2 separate regions of the Homo sapiens genome follow, and region 1 is linked to region 2. A link is a contact called in ENCODE Hi-C data. All regions are on one chromosome and are shown on one strand. Each heading gives the region's core, a stretch centred on a gene start or an enhancer-like site at or near the end of the contact. The rest is flanking DNA. Distances are from core to core; before and after follow the strand shown.

Region 1 (7,794 bases), core at 3,941-6,440, 48 kb after region 2:
GAAGGTGAGGACAGGGTGAGATACCGGAACTGAAGGAGACAAAAGGGCTGTCAGAGGATTCTGACGTTGTGACAGATGCACAACCTCTCTCAAGGAGCCTAGCAATGGATATGTCCCTTGTCCCTTGATTGTTTCTGTTTCCCCACTGATCACATTTTTCTTATCTAACAATCAGAAGCATTTCCCCAAAACAGTGAGAGGTAATCTTGGGTAGTTTTGTTTTCATCACCACTCAGTCTTCCCCGCAAGAAGTAAGGTGCTTCAACTTATTTTGCCATCTTTCCATTTCTTGGATAGCTTTTAAATATCTCTCTCTCTCTCTCTCCCCCTCTCTCTCTCTCTGTCCCCACCCCCCTCCCCTCCCTCCCTCCCCGTGCCTCTTTTAGGAGACCTTAGTGGCTGACAGAGAACCTAAACCCTGGCTTGCAACTCGAGGCTGTGTGAAAGGAATCGGAACTTACTTCTCACGGTGACTCGAATCCACGTGCTGAGGATGGGGCTGTGAACGTTATCAGCTGCACAGTAGTATCTCCCTGCATCACTCTCCTTCACGGTGAGAACATGCAGCTCTGCCAACAGGGAACGCTGGGTCTTTCTACCCAGGCTTCTTACTCTTCCTTCTTTGTGCCAGGAGAATGTGACAGTCCCTGAACCCTGGGCTACTGAGCAAATAAGGACCATATTTTCTCCTTCAATCAGCTGCCCTCCGGTGGGCCGGATCTCTAGATTCACATTAGACACAGGGACTCCTGGGGGAACACAAGATGGCATGTGAAGGTCCTGATGGCAGGGACATCAAGGTCAAGGGGAAGGCTGGAGCTACCATGAATAGGCCAATAGCAGCAGGTGCAGCAGGCAGAAGCCCAAAGTAGGAAATAAGAAATTAATTGTGTATACGATTATAAAGGAAGCAACATCCCTCTCACTCCCACAACATTCCCATCCTTGAGAAATGTGGGCACCAAGTCCATAATCTCCATAAATCCAATGTTTTCTGGTCACATTTTATATGCATTTATCTCTAAGGAATCTTTGATGCATCAATAAACCACAAAATAAAAGAGAACACTGGAGATCCTCTGTTTTGAAGATCAAAATAGAATCCAAACCCTTCTCCTATTCTTCAAGACTTCTCCAGATTTACATCCATGTCTCCATGTCTTTCTCTGACTATTACAGTTCATATTCATCTTCCCCTTTTCGGACTATTTTGTTGTGAGTTCAGGTTACCAAATGGAAGCACCACAGGGGCCTCTTAAAACTGCATGTGTTCAGTTGTGCTTCTAGTTGTCTCTTGATTCATGAGAGAACCGATCTTGTACATCTCTGTAACCCCATAGGGTTGGGCAATCAGTAACTGATCAATAATTACTATTACCTGACTCAAGTGGAAGAAAATGTTCTAGGGCTGTTAGACCAACGTTGAGCTTAAAGAGAGAAGATTACCAGAATAGCTGGACACTCCTCTCTGTTATGTCCACCATCCTAGGGGTGCAGGAGATATCACTGGCCTTCCTCTCCCCAGCTCTGACTCTGGAAGAGCAGCCCCTTAGACACTCACTCTGTACACGTATCTGAGATCTCAGGCTCCTTTTTTTGATGCTGTGAGTCACTGTCTCCACCTCACACCAGTAAGACCCTGAGTCTTCAGTCCACATGGCAGGGATCTGGAGTCTGGGGGACCTGCTCCAGCCCAATCCGAGGGTCTGGCTATCTCTGAAGAGGGAGAATTGCAGCTGGACATCTGGCCTCTGTGGAGAGAGCTGGGTCTCACAGGTCAGGGTCATGGGACTCCCCTCTATGGGCGTGGAAGAGCTGGCTCTCAGCACAGGATGTAGAAACAGCTCTAATGAAAAGAAACAACATAGTCTCCAGGGTGGTGAGGCTCAGAGTTCCTAGAGAGATGCATTTGTCATCTCAGCACCAGCCATCAGGAGATAGAGAAGCATGCAGAAGGAACCATCTCCCTCCCATGGCTGAGCCATAGGAGACTCTTTATGAAATTCCCACTGATAAACATCTTCCCTTTATCCCCAGTTTCCCTAACAAACCCAGTAATCCACAGGAATCTAGCCATTACCTTGAACTTGGATATTTAGGGGTTTTGAAGTTACTTCAATGTCAAGTATGTAAAACTTCCTATAAGCAGTACAATGATATTTGCTATTATCCCTGGAGACTGAATTCACTGTGATCTTCTCTAAATTATAACTATTAGGAAGCTGTTTTCCATCCTTGTAGTAAACCTTTTGATGAGTGTTTTTGTTGTCTTTCCCCTGACATCTCAGAATGACATTGTCTCCTTCAAAGACAGGATGTAAAGCCTGCAGGATCAGCCAGTCTGCAAAGAGCACAGGAGCACACTCAGGTTATCCCCTGCTGTTTCTGCCTTCACTTTCATTTCCACCCATGAGGCAAGAGCCACAGTTCTATACACACCTGCAAATGGCCCCCACCCACATTGCCATGTGGCCCCAAATACCTGATTCTTCCTTGCCCTACAAGGGTGAACCAATTCCCAGAAAATGTTCTTGAGAAATCTTCACATGTCTTTTCACAAAAGAGGAATCCCAGACTTGAACCCCTTTTTGCCTGATGGCCCCTGGGTCACCCACAATTCTTTGGAGGTAGATGGATAGACAATCCAGCATCATGCTGCTGCCCTATCTCTTTATTTTCCCCACTGGGGTCAGTGCATCAATCCCCATGTCTGCTTACAACTCTGCCTAGGATCCCTGCATTAACCCGGCCCTCAGGCATTCTGCCTGGTGGCTTGACTTTAGACACTCCCCTTCCATTCCTCACCAGGTGAAAATTCCACATGCACGGCATCACTGAGGGAGGATCCTCGGGTCTTACATTGGTAATTTCCAGGCTCTGTAATTTGGATCTTGTCATGTTTTATTTTCAACAACTTCTCATCGTGATACCAATATGTGTCTCCCTGGGCTAGGGAATGTGATATGCTGCTGCATATGAGAGCCACTTTTTCTCCTTTGAAGGCTGTGGACCATGGAGGATTGAGGAGAAGTACAGCTTTTGGGGCCACCCCTAAACAGGAAATAGAAAGATGAAGGCAGGGGAAGGTCAATGGGAGGTGGGCACAGCACATGGGGAGCCCAACCTACAGTCAGGAGTTTTCCTGGACTAATTTCCAGTCAGGACCAGGGTGGAAAATTGAGCAGAAATAACCTAGGGAAATGCCTGGGAAAGAATCTGTTCTTCCTCATCCATTTCCTGGAGGTGGGCAGAAGGGTATTATAGGGGAGAGGTCTCAGTTTCCTGGCATAGCCTCAGAAAAGCTCAGGAGATGTGATTTGCCATTGGGCAAAAACTGCGAAGGCCTCAGAATGTGGCTGATCCTGAAATTCTCTTGTCCTATACATTTCTGTCCAGATAAAGGTGAACCTGGGATGTATATACCTCAGAAGTAGTTTCTAGACTCCAGAAAATTACTTCCTACTTGTTAACACTTAAAATGAATAAGATTTTCTCACTTGTATTACTTTTATATCTCTCTTAGCTTTGAAAGTCTATGGGGAAGGCAACTTTACTCTCCATTTAAGTTGGACACAGTAAACAATGGAGGGATATAAAGAATTTAAATGGAGGAGGATGGGTTGCCTGAGAAGTCAGACTTGTGTATGGAATTGCAACTGACTGACAGGCATGGAAGTGAGGTGTGGCAGTGGCATGAGCTCTTTTTGGAGATTTATAAGGATTCTGCTGTAGCATCTTCCTCCGTGGATGGGATCTATTTCTATGTCCTTTGATAGCAGCACTAGCTTGGACATTCAGAGGGAGATGTACTAGAGAATATGGAGATCACATATGAGATTCCTTCATCATCAGCCTCTTGCCTCTGTCCTTTGCTCTGCAAGTGTTTCCTTCCTGTAGTCTGAGGAATACCGGTAATGTAGGGAGAAAAAAAAAAAAAAACCTAGAGACTGAAAAAGTCGGAGGAGGCTCTGTTCACCCAATATAGTAGCAGATGTGACCCCAGAGCATTAGCATTGCTGATGGGATGCGTGCCTGCAAGGGTTAGGGCAGGCTGTGTGGGCTGAGGGGACCAATATCCAGAGACCAGAGGGGCAGAGAGAAGGAGAAACTTACCTGATTGTTCTCTTCCAGGAGCTGTGAGGGAGCAGAAAATGACAATCAGACACTCTCCGAAACATTTTCTAACAACCTAACCACAACCACTTCTTTTGTTTTTCCTTATCATTTCTTTGCTCCCTTTTTATATCATCCAGAGCCCCTAAACAACAAAGAAAATGTCATATAATGTATTTTACAAACGTGATGGCTTATGTCCAAGGCCTGACCTCATCTCTGCTATTATTTACTTGGCCACGGCACACTTTATTCTCTCCTTCTCTTCTCTGAGTGCAGAGGCAGACAAGGACTTACAGAAATGGTTTATCCTCCTTTCGTTCCTTGGGCTCCTATTGTTCCCCTCACTTTTTCAATCTCTGATTAAATTTTGGCTTAAAACTTCTAGAAAACAGTGATGTTTCTCAGTAAACCTTCCTTCACGTGCCTAGGTTTTTAGAAGTAACTGCTCATCTGAAAAATTATTTAGTCTGAGGCTTAAGAGGGAGGGTGGGATATAGAGTTGTGGTTTGGCAGAAGGAAAAATCCAAGTTTCCTATGAGGTGAGAAAAGCAGTGGGTGAGAAACCAAGGTCAGGATATCTGGCTTGCTCTGATGGTTGCATTTGGAGCCTCTTGGTTGTCCAGGGAACCCAGCTCTGCTCACTTCCCATCCCTTGCTATCTGTCTCTGAACCCCAAGTAGAAGCAGAGATAGAAGCTCCTTGAGTTTTTCCCTGGTCACCTTTAGGAACTGAGGCCGTGGCCCCATTATAGCCCATCTACTCACTCAGGATCAGCAGCAGCAGCCACAGAAGCATGGGCACCGGCCGGGCAGAGGGTTGGGAAAGTCTGTCTCACCAAAAGCCCGACTTATCTCCAAGAAGGAGGGCAGGAAGCTGCTACTCAGATGAGACCTGCAAGAATCAGAAAAGGGAAGAAGAGCTTAGTGTCATATTTTGCTTTGGGCTCTGAAAATGTGAATGTGGCTACCTTCCTAAATGCTGTTTGTATCTCAATCCCGGTAGTGATACATTTTTAGAAGTTGGGGCTCATCTTCCATCAGCTGCAGTCTCTCAGGAGTAATGTCTCCAAGACTGTGCCTGGGTTCTCTAGAAATATCAAGTTGTGTATTTGCTAGTATTCAAATAATTCTTTCTGTATTTTTCATATGGGAAACCCCTTCACTACCTTGTCTTCACACAGCCTTTGGTTCTGCATGCAGCTCCTAATGTAGGCAAGCTTAATGAGCGTGGTGTGAATCACACAGTCAAGGTGTCAAGCATATGCCTTTTTGACTTTCACATAAGTTGTTATGAGGCTTCTGAACAGGAAAATAATACAAATGTACAGATCAAGGACTTCCCGTAATCTCACCCAGATCTGCAAATTAGGAGATAAATCAGCAAGCGTACCACCGTTTTTAAAGCCAAAGCCCTTCTCAGAAAGGGCTTTGCAATCAAAGAGGTTCCACCCCATTATTTTGTTTCAGGTCCTTTGTGTTTTTTTCACAGTGTTTATAACAATTTGCAATTATTTTCTCTATTTCCTTGTTTGCTTTCGTGTCTTCTTTCCCACTAACATTTAAGGGCCCCTTTTCTTACCCCTTATATCCCCCGCACCTCTAACTGTTCTTTCTTGAAAGCATTCCTTTAGTAAGTATTATTTGAGGGACTATTGAATAAAAACTCTGAACCAGTGTTTCTCAACCATTTTTTCGTTATTGCTCCCCTAAGGATCTTTTTTAGACAATTTTGTTTTTAGCCACCCCCTTTTTCCATGAAAATTTAATACCACAAATATACTATGTATGTGTTTATGTGCTGCATGTATAGCTGTGTTTGATACATTAAAAAATTAGTTTTTTTCATCTTCCCAAGAGTCAATTCTTGCCCCTTTGAAGGTGATATAACTTCTGTTAGGAAGGCGTGTTTTAGACTTAGAGGTAAGCCATTCTTGGGAATCTACCTACCAGGATAAAGTTGTCATCATTCAGATACCTTTACATTAGAAATGGGAGATGATCTCAGATCAAATGTCCCATCCTCAGGGTGCCCAACCTTGGCAGGTAATGGAAAGAGGGTCCTCTTTTTTAACAAATATTATTATGTTCTTTCTCCCATGGAAGTCACCAAATTTTATCATTCTCTATATGTTTATGTGATTGTATAATGCCTATTTTTCTCATTAGATAGTATTACAAGGTTTGGGAACAAGCCTGGTTTGTTCTTCATTTTGTTTCAATGCCTAACAGAGCACTTGTCACATACCAATTTGTCAATAAGGACTTGCCAAATGAACGACCAACAAACAGTAAGGAACAGGATGACAATAGAAGAGGATTGGATGTGTTTCAATGTGTGCTTAGTCATTCCTGGTTAGAGATTTCTCCAATATTCTGGAGAAGATATATTGGTTATATCAATTTATTTAAATTAAATTAAATTATTTATTTAAACTATACCCAGTTAATCCACACTACAGGGTCTTTGTAAACTTGTAATTGTAGAGTATGGTGCCACATCTACTGAGAGGTATTCTCTGACCTCCCACATTTGGGCTGGGTGTTCCTCTCATGTGCATCAATAACACTTGGATTTCCTTCACTCCAGAACCGATCACAGTGAACTGAAACATCCTGTCCCTTTGATGGTATTCCTCAATGATCTAAGTATCTTTAGGGAAGGGAGCGGTTAGGGCTTATTTTTTATTTCTCTGAGGACAGCATGCTCATCAACAAAAGGAAGGTTCAGTGGGATATGGATAGCTTCGAGATTCAGTGTGTCATTTCAGACTAATTCAAAATATGAATAAACCTCAAATATACTTCATGCTCAAAGGTGACGATGTTGTTGATGACTCTGAAGTATTGTTTCCTGTGGTTGGAAAGATATGCTCAGAAAAGAGTATTTTGAATTTAATTGCTCATCTGTAGCCAAAAATGTTACATTTTTCTACGTCTCTCTCTGAAGACAGGAACTATGTCATATTCACATTATTCTAGCACCTAGCACAGTGCCTAACACTCAGTAGAGGATTGCCAGATAAAATGCAAGGGTCTCATTTAAATTTGTATTTCAAATAAAAAACAAATAATTTTTACTATAATTATGTTCCATACAATACTTGGGATATGTATGAGTTCGTTTTCATGCTGCTGATAAAGACGTAACAAGACTGGGCAATTTACAAAATAAAGAGGTTTATTGGACTTACAGTTCCACATGGCTGGGGAGGCCTCACAATCATGGCAGAAGGCAAGGAGGAGCAAGTCACATCTTACATGAATGGCAGCAGGCAAAGAGAGAATGAGAGCCAAGCGAAATGGGTTTCCCCTTATCAAACCATCAGATCTCGTGAGATTTACTCACTACCAGAAGAACAGTATGGAGAAAACTGTCCCCAGGATTCAATTATTTCTCACTGGGTCCCTCCCACAACACATGGGAGTTATGGGAGTACAGTTCAAGATGAGATTTGGGTGGAGACATGGAGCCATATCAGGATATAATTGCATTTAAAAAGTAGTCACTGTTTATCTGAAATACAAATGTAACTAGGAGTCCCATATTTTTATTTGCTAAATACGCCAAATCTAATTGAACAGAATAACTTTTCATTTGCCTGAATATATTAATGAATGGTTGTGTTGGGGGGACATCTATTTTCTTCCATGTGCATGCAACTCCTACTCCTGTTCCTCC
Region 2 (7,350 bases), core at 2,278-4,777:
GCATATATGATACATAAATAAATAAAAAAGAGACGACTATTTGTCTCAAACTTGGCATGCACTAAACTGCTCCAGTCCACTTCCAGAGTATATACTGCCCAGCTTTTCCTCACCCAGTGGGTCCTTAGTGCTCCATCGATTTTACAAGTATCCCAGGTTTCTTCTATGACAGTTCCATGGCTGAGTGTGTGGCCAGTGCTCTGAAGCTTGTGGGTGACAATGATACCATAACAGTGTCCAGGAAGCTTCTTTGGAAAGAATGTAAAATGGTCTTCCCAGTAGTGGATTCTACGGTTGAATGACCCTGGCGCTTCCTGAGATATAGACAGGCCCTGAAAACAGTGTCAGGGAGACACTGAGGAGCACTATCTGTTCAGGAGCAGATGACTACCTTCCTCCTTGACCCAAATCTTATTTTTCTTTCCTTTCCCCTCATTCTCATTCCAGGTCCATCCATCAGTGCTTTTGACTGCTGAACTCAAGACATTTATTCTCTTTTCCAAAGTAGAGATTAGTTGTCTATTAGAGAGCCCATAGAGGCTCCTAAAGAGCTATTTCTTCTAGAATTAAGGAGGGTTAAGTTCTTCAATCCCAAAGACCTGTTTATCTTCTTGTAGGTGGAGGTCACTGTTCCCCGAGCCATTCTCCACACTCCTTCCCAGACTACAAGTTCACACAAACATATGGAATCAGTACGGAGTGAGGACACTTTCTGTCACATTTTTGTTAAAAACCATAAAGTGGTCTAAGACTTTACTGGAACATATTGTTACATGTAAAATGATTCAGCACATAACAACTGTTTGCACAGGTAGAACTGACTTCTTGAATTTGATATCTACTTTTTATGAAGAGATATAGATACAATTACTTCTACCTCAGACATTATTTCTATTCTTTTACTCCTCTGATTGCAGTATGTTGCAGTTGGGAGGTGGAGAAGGGAAGGTTTTGGAAATCTAAAAAGGCCTTCTCTATGCAGTCTTGCTTAAATTTCAAGTATGGTAGTAATAATAAACATAATTGTCATCATCATCATAGCTCATACTTATTAAGCACTTACTTAATGTCATGTGTTGGGCTAAGGAATTCATTTTCTTCTCAGGAAACCCCTATAAGTTAGATTATGCTGTTATTCACATGTCAGAATGTCTTCAGAGTTAAAACAAATTGCTGCATCTTGCACCTTCTTATTACTAAAGAAGAGGCACAATACCTGGTGGATATCTTTGGAATTTGTATGCAATATATCCTCATTTACGTGCACAACTCTTACCCATTTGCTGAGGAGCCCATAACACTATTAATTCTGAGTGAGGCTCAGGGCAAGAGAAGGCTCTGCAATAATTCCAGATTGCCTTGAAAGCTGCTTGACCACTTGAGACTTGTGGTGTGGTAGATCCGATGTAGCCTGAAATGACTATAGAAAATATGGATGTTGTATAGTGCTTCTAAGGGTCAGAAAAGGAAAATTAGAGCACAGACTTCTAGAATTTTAGATAAAAGTTATACTCTCTTCTGGAGATAATGTTCTTTTAGGATACAGCATCAAGTTTGCCTAGACCTTACTAAAAACTTAATACTTAACATGGGACATCAAGTGACCACGCAATCTGCAATTCGAACTGCTCATCATGAGTGGGGTTTTATGTAGCCACAAGATTGTACATGCACAGCAGCAATACATCTATATATATATGATGTATATATGACTGGGTTTAACAAGGCATAAGTAAGTTGTATGAGCAGGTGGCTCAGACTGCTAAGGTACCAACTTTTACTGCATTCCCTCCTCTCCTGCAGTTCACATCTATAGCCTCATGTGGAACTCCTTTTAACTAGATAACTACAGAAGGAAAACCAGGGCTTGCTTCACAGATGATTTAGTAAAATATGTTAGCAAAACTGGAAGTGGACTGTTGTATTACTGCAACCACAATTAGTATTGTTCTTGAAAGAAAGTGATGAAGGAAATCCTTCAAAGGGGGCAGAACTTAAAGTAGTAGCAGTAGTAATGGTCATCTACTCAGTCTGGCTTGAAACTACATTAATCCTGATTGATTCAGCCTTATAGTTGAGGTTCACTGAGCTCCCCTCCTTGGGCTAGGAAGTCTGGCTTTTTGGCTAAGGAGATAGAAACAGCCCTGGGAAAGAGAGACAGTTACAACTTTCAGAGCAGAGGTACTCAGAGGACTGGGTCAGAAACAGGCTGAAAGTTCTCCGCTCCAGCAAACAGGACATGTAGCAGAACACTCATTGCCTTCCCTCTACTGAGGGTGTGATAAACCTTAAATACTAGAGGAGAAGACCCATGCTCTACAAGTCAGCAATTAGGTAAATTAGACAATTTCAGAAAGTGGCAAATTATTTAAAAGAAACAAAATAGAAGTCAACATACGTGGGCAGAAAATATGAAACAACCAATGAAATAACTAGTATTTGAGTGGCTAGCAAATTTCAGACCTAGATCCAATCTCTTTACTTGTTTAATTCATTCAATCCTCACAAAAATCTTAAAAGATGGATATCATTGTTCCCATTTTACAGATGAGGAAACTGACGCATAGGGAGGTTGAGCAGTTTGTCCAAGGACACAGAGGGCAGGTAGAGGAGTCTGTCTGATTGCAGGGTCGAGGTAGTTCCAAGGATCCCAACAACCTCCCACTTTCTGATTCCAGCTTGTTTATGACCTTCCTGCTTAGAATTCTGACAGCTATCCATTTTCCTTTACCATAAATTACCGTTTTTACTTAAGGTTGCATAAGTGGGTCCATGTTCCCTGCTACCAAAAGAGTCCTATCAGTATTTATAAATAAAAGAGTAATTTCCACTTTCAGTAGACTTAAACCTGCATGGAGAGGAAGGCTCTTCTCTTTTCCTTATTAGCATTGGACGCCTTTCTTTCCAACAGGTCCTGAGGGACAAAAGGAGATTGTATGAAGAAATATTTGAAGGATCCGGTGGACCTGAAGCTGAAACTAAATGGCAGGGTTGGATATTGAAAGCAGATAATGATTATAATGGTATTACTTTATTCTAGGCATGGAACACGGATTTATCTGTAAAATTCCTTTTGTGCATATTTGTTTTCAGGGTCCATCTCAATGGAGTTATATCAACTACTGCACCCTGAGAAGATTTATAACATGGAATTTGGTCCATCAACAACCACTTACAAAATCTGCCTTTCCCTTTGAAGATCTCTTCTGTCTCCCTCATTGGCATTTCTCAGCAGATACGTTTATTTTGTAAGGCAGGACCTGCTCGCATAAAATGGAAAGCAGGTGACCGGAGTGGAGATGAGTGTAACCACTGCGCTTCCTTGGCCTGAGATGATAGAAGACCAAACTCTGGCAGCTGTTAGAGAGAAAGGGCTTAGATAGATATTGATGAGTCTCCTGTGCACTGGTCAGAGAGTCAGTCTTGCCCGGTGGTCATGAAGAAGGTACAGAAGTCACAGATTATTTTTTCTTCCTCATGGAGCTGCCAAAAAGGAGACACCAGAGATTAGCATAGAACTGTTAATTTTTCAATCTTTTCAGTTTGTAACCTTTGGAGAACTTTCTCAAGAACCCACTAACCACTACTTCCTCTTTTTGTGACTACTTCTCTCTGTTCTTTTTTGACTCCACATGGTGTATGTAAAGCAGCCCTATCCTAGCAGAAGGGCTGAAGAAACAGTAGCTGCTAAAGAATAATCACAGTAATTGCCCATGGACAGGAAAGAGGGTAAAGGTCCATTTTAAGAGTAGTTTGTGTAGATAGGTTCACTCAACGAATCCAAGGAAGGGAGAGATAAGAATTTATAATTGTCAGGAAGAGAAGAATTTGTAAATATGATTTTACCACAAAAAGCAGAGTAAACAGAGGAAACTGAAGCATCAAGGGAACCTGTAAGAGGCTCCTACATTGTCAGTTATATTCTTATTTATTTATTTATTTATTTATTTATTTATTTATTTATTTTTTAGTAGAGTTGGGGTTTTGCCATGTTGCCCAGGCTGCTCTTGAAATTCTGGGCTCAAGCAATCTACTGGCCTCAGCTTCCCAAAGTGCTGGGTTTATAGGCGTGAGCCACCATGCCCGGCCTTTTGTCAGTTATATTTTTGACACACATGTCTCTTCATTCATCAGCAAGGCACTGTTTTTGTCTTGGATATTAAGAGTTTTCTCCTGTAAGTGTGTAGCACAGAAAATAATTAATACTTTAATCTATATGCCACCATATTCACTTTTGCAAAAAATGAAGCTGCTCTATAGACTGGGTGGCCCAAGGGTTATAGTTCTCTTGAACGGTAACCCTCAGTCCATGATTCTGAAATGGTCTTTTTCTGTTAGCAATTCCTATTTCTAATTCTTTCTCTCCTGGACCTAATTTTATGAGGTTTTGACCATCAAAACACCACACTTTAGAGAACACAATTGGAGAAGTGACTTGTCTCCACATTACCTGTGATAATTTCTTCTCTTAATCTCAAACTCAGATGAAGTCTTGGTTCCATATTTAGAGAAGTTTCAGTAGAAGTCCTCATGTCTTAACCTATGGCTAAGCAAGATATCTTGGTAAATTAGCACATGTTCATAATCTATTAAATAACCTTGGTAGGTTAAAGATACCATAAACAAAAGTAAAAGGCAAAAGACATACCATAGATATCTATATCACACATAATTAATTAAAGATTACTATCCTTAGTTCATTAAAAAACTCACATAATTTGTTAGGAAAAGAGTATCTTAACTTGTTGAAAATGTGAAAAATTTTTATCCTAAATGGACTATTGATTAAAAAAAGAACACTCCCTGAAACACATAAGATTATATTCTACTTCACTAATAGTCAAGTAAATTAAAATTTAAACAATAAAATGTAATTTCTGTTATCATTTTTGCAAAAACAATAAAGAAAGTACAGCACCCAGTGTTGGAACTCATAAATGATTTCCTGCTGGTGCCATACAATGTAAAAACTTTCTGGATTATGAGATGCAAAGTTCCGTATACTACTTTTCACAATAAAAGTTTATTCTGAGGAAGAGAGGAAAAGATTTCATCTCAAAGTTTTTACAAAAGCAAAAAAACAAAAATATACAGAAGAATGGTAAATTAGGGTACGTATATAGATGCAGTATTATAAAGCTATTAAACTCGCGTCTTAGAAGAATATTTTTAAAGCATGAAAAGTGTTCAAATATGTAAAATAAGCATTTAATACAATTGCAGTCCAAGTACGTAAAATGCATATACACACATATGTAGATACATCCTGAATAATGCAGACCTTACTGACCAATGAGTATAAATATGTCCATTCATAGTTAAGCTAGAATTTCACTTCTGGAATAATATTGTAAATTCCCTTCAGACAAGCCATCTAACTGGTAACAATCAGACAAGCCATCCAACTGGTAACAATTATATGTTACATAAAATACAGAAAATGACTACCTGAGAATTCTGAAGAGTAAAAGAGCAGCCAGGGTGTAGTGGGGAAATGAAATTTGGAGAAGTGACTGGCATAGCAGTTAGTTTTCCATTTTTATTGTAGATTTGATTTGTGGATTTGTTTTTTGTAGCAGAGAAGGCATATTGTAGGTTGGTAAGATTTTTGGTAGCTCATTGTCTTTCTGGCCAGAGGATCTAAAAAGGGAGTCTGATTAACCGCAGTTACTAGAAGGTGGAGGGAGAATTCCATAGAGGAGAGAGCCAGAGAAGGAAGTCCCTTAATTTTCTGTGTGGTTAAATACACAAGTTCAGGCTGACACCTGAGCCATATAAGCACAGGACTGTCTAAAAGCAGTACACCAAAGAACTAAATAATTGAATTAAGATTTAAACCACCACCTATGGAAGGAAAGGCAGAGCTTACACATTGAGTCTAACTGGGTTAAATGCCTGCTAAGACAAAAAACAAAAACAAAAACAAAAACAGCATGCTGGATGTCACAGAACACAGAATCTATACAACATAACATTAAAATGTCCAAGATAAAATGAAAAGTACTCAACATACAAAGAAGCAGGAAAATGAATTCAATTTTTCAGAATAAAGACAATCAATAGATGCTAGCTTCAGATGCATCTGATGTTGGAATTATTTGATGAGAATTTTTTTAGTAGGCACAATAACTATACTCAATGAGATTTTAAAAAATATATAAAATGAATAAAAAGGCAGGAAATCTCAGCTGAGATATATAAATAGAGAACCAAATAGAAATTTTTGAAATAAGTCTGTAACATATTTTAAAAATTTACCAAATGGACTTACAGTAGAATGAATAGGACAAAGGAAAGAATCAATAAAATTAAAACTATATCAATTAAATTATTCATCTAAAATATAGAAAGAAAGTTTGAAAAAATAAACAGAAACTAGGGACATGTGGGACAATATCAAGTCTATCAAAAACTGTAACATACATATATTTGGAATCCCAGCAGAAAAGGAGAGAAATTGGACATAAAATAATATTTAAAGAAATTGCAGCTGAAATCTCCTCAGATTTGGTGAAAAACATACATTTACAGGTTTGAGAAGTTCAATGAACCCTACACAGGATAAATTCAAAGAAAACCATACCAAAAACATAACCAGACTACTAAATATCCAAGATAAAGACCAAATCTTGATTGTAGACAGAGAAAAAACAAATTTTTAAAGAAAGGGACAACAATTATCAAACTTGGTTTTTATATTGAGCAAAAATATCCTTCAAAAATGCATGCAAATTTTTTTTTTTCAAAAAATAAGTAAAGCAAAATGTAGAGACTAACTGTCAGAAAACACTACAAGAGATTCTAAAGAAGTCCCTGTCGGAGACCAGCCTGGGCAACACAGTGAAACCGCGTCTCTACTAAAAATAAAAAATTTGCTGGGCATGGTGGCTCGCGCCTGTAATCCCAGCTACTCGGGATGCTGAGGCAGGAGAATTGCTTGAATCCGGGAGGTGGAGGTTGCAGCGAGCCAAGATCGCACCACTGCACTCCAGCCTGGGCGACAAGAGCAAAACTCTGTCTAAAAAAAAAAAAAGAAGAAGTCCTTAGGCTAAAGGGAAATGAAATTAGAAATAATGGGGATCATTAGAAAAAATTAACGACATTGTAAGTGGTAAATATCTAGGGAAAAATAGAAAAGACTGCATTTTTCTGTTTAAGTTATCTAAAATATAAGTACTTAACAAATTATAACAATTTTTCGTGGGATTTTTAAAACATACATTGATATAATGCCTATACATCCATCCTATAAATGATTGGACACTTATGGGATATAAATGAAAGGATAGGACAACCATCTTATAAATGATTGAAGGGGTGGACATATATATACCTATCAATTTCAAGATT

What was found. A loop is a pair of places that touch in the nucleus more often than their neighbours do. Pooled maps may share reads with other maps.
Region 1: a map of A673 shows a loop between it and region 2 (9-fold over the local background). The contact joins the promoter of FCRL3 here to the enhancer-like site in region 2. A Hi-C loop is called at or near these places in 2 of 168 maps with a recorded cell type or tissue (A673 and B cell) and 2 of 50 pooled maps.

The regions. Positions count from the first base shown.
Region 1 is chr1:157,695,579-157,703,372 of GRCh38, forward strand. FCRL3 (Fc receptor like 3) reads right to left here and starts at 5,191. Exons shown (of 15, transcript NM_052939.4): 1 at 5,084-5,191; 2 at 4,881-5,007; 3 at 4,114-4,134; 4 at 2,806-3,051; 5 at 2,081-2,341; 6 at 1,562-1,846; 7 at 462-749; 8 at 1-29. The coding sequence starts at 4,911. It overlaps FCRL3-AS1 (FCRL3 antisense RNA 1), which reads left to right. Exons shown (of 2, transcript NR_199044.1): 1 at 1-4; 2 at 387-1,066.
Region 2 is chr1:157,649,729-157,657,078 of GRCh38, forward strand. LOC105371457 (a long non-coding RNA gene) reads right to left here. Exons shown (of 3, transcript XR_922184.3): 2 at 4,451-4,546; 3 at 2,456-3,483. Among named protein-coding and RNA genes, the nearest start is that of FCRL3-AS1, 42 kb to the right of the region's middle. Within about 2 kb of position 3,528, at least 3 of the 41 ENCODE cell types and tissues checked have a DNase peak (open chromatin) inside an H3K27ac peak, as active enhancers do; they include B cell, where a contact is called at or near this core.